Linked DNA regions of Homo sapiens: region 2 is linked to region 1. Evidence: chromatin contacts called from ENCODE Hi-C or POLR2A ChIA-PET data. All regions are on one chromosome and are shown on one strand. Each heading gives the region's core, a stretch centred on a gene start or an enhancer-like site at or near the end of the contact. The rest is flanking DNA. Distances are from core to core; before and after follow the strand shown.

Region 1 (3,093 bases), core at 213-2,712:
GCCTGCTTTTCCTTTCAGGGGCTGGGTCAGGATTAAGGGCTGGAAGATGCCCTTTCCGGGGAGATGAAACCAGGATGCAAGAGGAAGGGGCACACACGCCCAGGAGCCCCAGGCTGCCAAGAGCACCCTGGGCCTGCTGTGGCCATCTGCAGGCAATGCCCAGACCAGACCACAGCTCAAGAAGGCAGCTGGGCGCCTCGCTGCCCCACGCCTGCACCCTGACATCCCCAGCACGTTTTTTAATTTTTTTTTTCCATTTTTTATTTTTTGCGTGTGATAGTCTTGCTCTGTCGCCCGGGCTGGAGTGCAGTGGCACGATCTCGGCTCACTGCAACCTCTGCCTCCTGAGTTCAAGCAATTCTCATGCTTCAGCCTCCCGAGCAGCTGGGACTACAGGCGCCCGCCACCACGCCCAGCTAATTTTTGTACCCCAGCACCTTTAATAAGCAGCTATCGGCGAGGCCCAGTGGGTTCTGCTGCCCATGCTTCTGTGACCCCGCCCCCATGGCTCACCCCTCCTCCTGCCAGCCAGGCCAGAACCCTGGGTGCCCGCATCCCCTGGTGCCGTCCTCACTGCCCCCAAATCCTTTCCCACCCCCCTCCCCCAACCCCACTGCTGCCCCCAGGGGCACTCAGCAAAGCCTCCAAACCTCCCTTGGCTTGTGGGGCCCAGGAAGCCCTGGCAGTCCTGGCGCTGTCCCCTACCCGCTGCCTGAAGTTCTTCCAGGGCCTCCAGTGTGCCCGGCCCTGGCTCTGGGCTCTGCTTTTGAAAAGTCTTCATTTTCCTTTACATCCCCACGTGCAGAGAAATGCCGGCTGCGCCCGAGGAGCAGAGTTGGAGGGGCCCCCGGGAGAATCTGAACATCCCAGTTTCCTGATCTCTTTCTGGGTCTCACTTTCATCTCTGGCCATCAGCAAGGGCATGCCCCTCCACCCGAAGGCCCTGCCTCTGTGCCAGGCTCCAGGTAAAGGGTACACCCAGCGGGGCCCTGACTCCCCCAACATGGGTGATCCTGGTGGCACACGCACAGAGCTCATGTACACCCAGCCACGCCTGAGGGTGCCGGTTCCTGCTGACCCCCCGTGCCCCACAAGACAGGTGCCCACAGAGCTTTGCAGCATGTTCCCCGACTCAGGAGGCAAAACCGTCCCCCTGGGCTCTGCTCCTGCTGCCCCCGGGGCCCACGCCACCTGCAGAGTGCACCCACAGGTGTCAGCGTGTTGAGCCAGGTGCTGCTCTAGGTACTGGGGATACAAGCAGGAACGGAACAAGTTTGGCGTCTTCAGGGTCTCAGGTGGCGGGGCCCCTGGCATCGTGCTAAGCCCTCTGAGGACGATGAGGCAGGGTGGGGCAGAGCGCAGGCACTGTGGTTGGAGACTGACTGCAGCTGACATCTGGCACGTGGTGCCCGCTGGGGTCCACGTGGCCCACTGGGCTCTCTGGCTTCTCTGAAGCCAGGCGTGGCTGCTGGTGGTCAGAGGATGGCTTGGTCATGCCAGAGCTGGGACACAGCACAGAAGCCAGTCCTTCCTGTGGGAATGGCCATCAGGTGGCCTGGCCATGAGGCTGTTTCTGCCCGTGACCCAGCACCAGACAGCGGCCGTTCCACTCTCACCCTCTCTGGGTGACTGGTACACCCAGAGACAGCAGAAGGGAGAGGGACCTCAAGGAACCCGGCTGGCCCTCCGCATCCATTTCTGTCCCTGTGAGCAGAGCCCTGGTGCCTCTCTAGGCCCAGCCTGCCCAACCTGGGAAGGGCTGGCCTGGGACCCAGAGGCGGGAAGATGGCTCTGTCCTGGCTCCCAGCCACACTGAGCCTCGGGCACCATGCCCTTCTGTCAGCCTGCAGATGCTTGCTGGGCACCCTCCCTGCCCCAGGCCTGGCAGGAAAATGAGGTGACAGAGGCGGCCCTGGGGAGCTCCTTCTGCTCACCTGGCCACCCCTCACCTAGGCCAGAGCCAGATCCCGGCCCCGCCTGACCTTGCCCCGCAGCGGCCTCTGCAGGCGCAGGGCCTCCGAGCTGCCAGGACACGGCTTCTGGTCTTCTTCCTCCCTCCTGGTCCACGCAGCAGTCCTGGGTGCCCCACCCCACACGGCTATGGCCCTCTGTGGGTCTGCCCTTCCCAGCCCTCACCAGTCTGTGAAAGCACTGGGGATGCGGCGAGTTCACGTGCCCGTGGGGAAGGGGCCAGGAAAGACACCAAAGTGGTAAACCGCAGGAACATGAAGCTGTGAGGGCTGGTGACGCCGGGCGGGAAGCCAGGTGGGGAGGCAGGCTGGTGCGTGGCCTGACCCCACCTCGCAGCCGGGAAACTGAGGCACACAGAGATGTCTTGCACATGTCAGGGCCCCAGGTAGGTGGTGGCAGGAGTCTGGGACCTTGGGTGGGCCTCACCAGTCACACAGCCTTGGCTGACCTGTCTGTCCTCCCATCCAGCCAGAGGGACACAAAGACCTCTTTGTCTCTCCACCCTTCCGCCCAGAGCCTCCCCAGCCAGTGCAGCTCTGAGCGTGTCCCCCAGGGAGGGAGACAGCCCCTGGTGGGGACTGGCAGTCCTGGCAGCTGCCCTGAGGCACAGGCCCTGGGGGACTCGGTGCTTTGAGGGCAGGGGCAGGTGATGGAGATCGGCTGGGGAAAGGGAGGCCGAGAAGGCGGCAGTGTGGAGCGTGTGAATTTGTTCATGAACTTAGCTACAAAAATGTCTTTTCCAGTGTCACAGCTCTTCTAGAATTTGACTAGCAGGTTTTCCGATTTTTACTGGAAAGCCCTTTAAATAAAGAAAGAAAAAGAAAAAAAAACGTCTTCCTCAATCAAATCCGAGGTGGTTCCTTCCCCCACCAGGCTGGCTGGGTGGGGAGAGAAGGCTTGAAGCCCAGGCTCCTAGGGAGAGGCTCTGCTCCCCACCCCAGGGCTGGGCTGGGACACCGGCCCTTCCTGGCAGGGGTGTCCTACTCCACAGAGGAGCCTTGGGAGGTGGCCACCACTGGGCCACTGCCCCTCACCAGGCCCAGAGGCCCAGTTCTCAGCCTGAAAAGAAAACCTGCCCTGGGCCCCTCATGACCAGGGTGAGGCTTGTTGGGCACAGAGGGC
Region 2 (3,093 bases), core at 309-2,808, 1.2 Mb after region 1:
GCCAAATCTCAGAGCCCTCCAACCCTGCTCCAGCCCCTTCCCAAGCTGGGGCCGGTGGTCTGTTCACCCCCGACCAGCTGTCACCCCCAAGGTGGCACTAGGAAGTTCATGCATGAAGACTGCTTTTCCACTGAGGCCCCACTGACTGCTTGGAACCCATACAACGGCATTTTCCCCGCAAGGATGCTGAGGGAGAGGAAGTGTCGATGTGCCCAGTGGAAGAAGAGGGGACTGGGGACATGGGTGCAGGGGGCAGGAGGCCAGGCTTCAAACAGCCCCTCTCCCCCAGGCTGGGGCACGGTCAGGTGCCAAGAGAGGAGGGGTGGGGAGGCTGCAGGCAGGGGTGGGCAGTGGTGTCCTTGGCTGCACCTGAATCACTAACTCAGTGTGAGCGACCTTTGCTGTGACAGGCCCAAGCTCCACTCCTTCCTCACAGGGAGTGTCCCGTCTCCATGGACTCCCTGTCACTAGCCTTGGAGTTGCCCTGAGCCCAAGGGGCCTCGTGGCTCCAGGCTCTTTGGCAACTGAGAGCCGTCAGGGAGGGAACAAAGGACCCCGCCTCCCTGCTCTGAAGCAAGAACCTGATTCTCTTTTCCGCCCTTGGGGCCCCAGGACCCTTCTCTTGGCCACCAGGGCTGGCTTCCTCCAAGCCTCATCTACTTGGGAGGGGTGGGGCGGGATGGGTGAGACAGGACAACCAGCCGGGAACACGGGAGCCTCGCAGACCATCGCCTCCCTCTGGGGCCTAGTCCCTCCACAGGCTGGGCCGGGAAGGTCTGGTGTGGGACCTCTTGGGAACCTGGGCCCCACGGTGGCGTGCATCCCTGGGGGTTGCTCCCATGCCAGCCAGGTGACGCTGACAGGATGGGTCCCTTTACCCCAGACTTGGGTGCTGAGGGCCGGAGCTCCATGCTGGAGCCCGCCTGCTCGCTACAGCCAGGCCCGAGCCACAGCGCGCCCGGGCGGGACGCGGGGCCCCTGCCGTGGGGCAGAAGTGCGGGCAGTTGCGGGGACACAAAGTCCTCGGAGAGGACGCGCTGCGCGGCTCTTCGCGGCCGCCAGGGGGCGCGCCCGCGCCCAGGGCACTCGGGGTTCCACGGGGGGCAGGTGCGCTCCTCGAGAGTGCGGACCCTCTAGGTGGGGTGCAGGACGCAGCTCCCCTTTTGCAAACCGCACTCCTTCCCTGGAGGGAACGACCACCCCTGCAGTTGCTGGAACCCCGAAGTCCTGGGCCCGGCAAGGGCTTGGTGGGGGGTGAGGTCGCGGTGCACAAGCCCTGGTCCCCGACGGGCTAGCGAGAAACTGCCTCCGTTGGCAAATTCGTGGGGGCGGCTCCCCAGGCCATCTGCCTGCCTGGCCGTTGGTCCGTGCGGCCCCTCACCCCTAAAGTGCTCGAGACTCAACTGGGCTTCCCGGGCAGCGGCGAGGGGGCGGGGATGTGGCGGCCGGAGGTCACCGGGGCGTCACTGCGCCCGCCCTGGCCCTCCCCCGGCCCGCCCCCTGCCCCGCCCCCTGCCCCGGCCCGGCTCCATTTAATGGCGCGGACGCCGGCGGCGGCGGGCTCCTGGCCGGGCCAGCGCAGCGGAAGAGCCAAGCCAGCATGTCGGGGACCCGAGCCTCCAACGACCGGCCCCCCGGCGCAGGCGGCGTCAAGCGGGGGCGGCTGCAGCAGGAGGCGGCGGCGACCGGCTCCCGCGTGACGGTGGTGCTGGGCGCGCAGTGGGGGGACGAGGGCAAAGGCAAGGTGGTGGACCTGCTGGCCACGGACGCCGACATCATCAGCCGCTGCCAGGTGCGGGCTGGGGCGCCGGGTCCCTCCCCCACCGCCCAGCGAGCCCCCCTCCCCCGACCCAGACGGCCCCTGTCCTCCCATGCCCTGGCCGGTCACTCACCCGCTTGGATGCCTTCCTTCCGGGAGCACCTTTCCCAGGGCCACCCCACCCACGCACGCACACGCACCACTCACACAACCCCCGACCCACACACACCGCCCTCCTTCCACCCACCCCTACTCCACCACCCCGGCAGCGGGCCAGGGCACAGCTATAAATACAAGTCGCTGAGTTGGGGACACCCGATCCTTAGGGGGTGGCGCATGCCATGGGTGTGACGCTGGACCCTCCATGGGGGAACCAGAGGACCCAGCCCCAGGATGGTTTGAGGACCCCCAAGACACCCCCCTTCCTCATTTACAGTGATCACCTGGGGCCTGTCTGGGTCTGGGATAGGGCTTACCTGGCTCCCCGCAAGGTCTGCAGGTGGTGGAGGGGGTAAAAGCTGCCTGCTGGGTGGGGGTGACCCCGGTGAGTCAGCCAAGGAGAGGCAGAGGTGGAAGGGGGCCAGGCCGTCCTGGGGGGCAATTGGGGCCGCGCCTGAGGGAGGGTGCTTGGGACGATCCTAGCCAGACATGGGAGAGGGAGGGCCACAGACTTCTGGCCAGGGTGACCCCGTGGCTGGCAGTGCCACCGAGGAGGCCAGACCTGCTTTGTCCCCCAGGGCCCAGGGCTGGGCCTCTGCCAGCCGGCAGCTGCTCTCAGCGCCCCCATCTGTTCTGACTGAGCTGCACACTGGGCACTCTCTCGGGCCGCCACCCTGGGGCTACATGCCCCATGCCAGGGCAGCCAAGTCTGCTGCCCATGGGCTGACTTACAGCTCCAGGCACAAAGGGGTCAACTTTGGGATGCACGCGTCTGGGGTTTGGAGCCTGCCTGGGGCTGCTGCCAATAATGGAACAAGGGCCCCCGCACCGTCCCTTCTCCGGGTTCTGTGGCCTCCTTCCTGAGCTCCAGAGAGGAGGGCTGGGGCCCAAGACGAAGGGAGTCAGCCCAGCACCCTGTGTGGCTCAGGGCTGTCCGAGCCCCTCCTGCCGGAAGGGACTGTGGCTTCCTAGAAAGTTCTTCCTGGAACAGTGGGGGACCTCCCCCCTTGCTCTCCGTCCTAAGCAGCAGGCAAGCACATCCCTCGCTCCAGAGATCCCCCAGGTCCTAGAGGTGGTCCTCAGCCCATGCTCCCTCCACACTGCCTCTGCCCCGCCACCTTGTCCTGGGCCGCCAGGGGGCATGTCCAGCGCTCTACTGCTCTTCACCCTCCAGG

The links. A loop is a pair of places that touch in the nucleus more often than their neighbours do. ChIA-PET counts read pairs that join two places held with the same protein, here RNA polymerase II (POLR2A).
Region 2: a loop to region 1 is called in a map of gastrocnemius medialis, with 3 times the contacts of the local background. The contact joins the promoter of ADSS1 here to the enhancer-like site in region 1. A Hi-C loop is called at or near these places in 1 of 168 maps with a recorded cell type or tissue (gastrocnemius medialis). POLR2A ChIA-PET finds 5 or more read pairs at or near these places in 1 of 52 experiments (activated CD8-positive, alpha-beta T cell).

The regions. Positions count from the first base shown.
Region 1 is chr14:103,547,634-103,550,726 of GRCh38, forward strand. It overlaps LOC124903392 (a long non-coding RNA gene), which reads right to left. Exons shown (of 2, transcript XR_007064357.1): 2 at 1-3,093. It also overlaps the pseudogene RNU7-160P. Among named protein-coding and RNA genes, the nearest start is that of BAG5, 13 kb to the right of the region's middle. Within about 2 kb of position 1,463, at least 10 of the 41 ENCODE cell types and tissues checked have a DNase peak (open chromatin) inside an H3K27ac peak, as active enhancers do.
Region 2 is chr14:104,722,671-104,725,763 of GRCh38, forward strand. ADSS1 (adenylosuccinate synthase 1) reads left to right here and starts at 1,559. Exons shown (of 13, transcript NM_152328.5): 1 at 1,559-1,792. The coding sequence starts at 1,601. RefSeq lists a silencer at 1,366-1,775 and an enhancer at 2,606-3,093.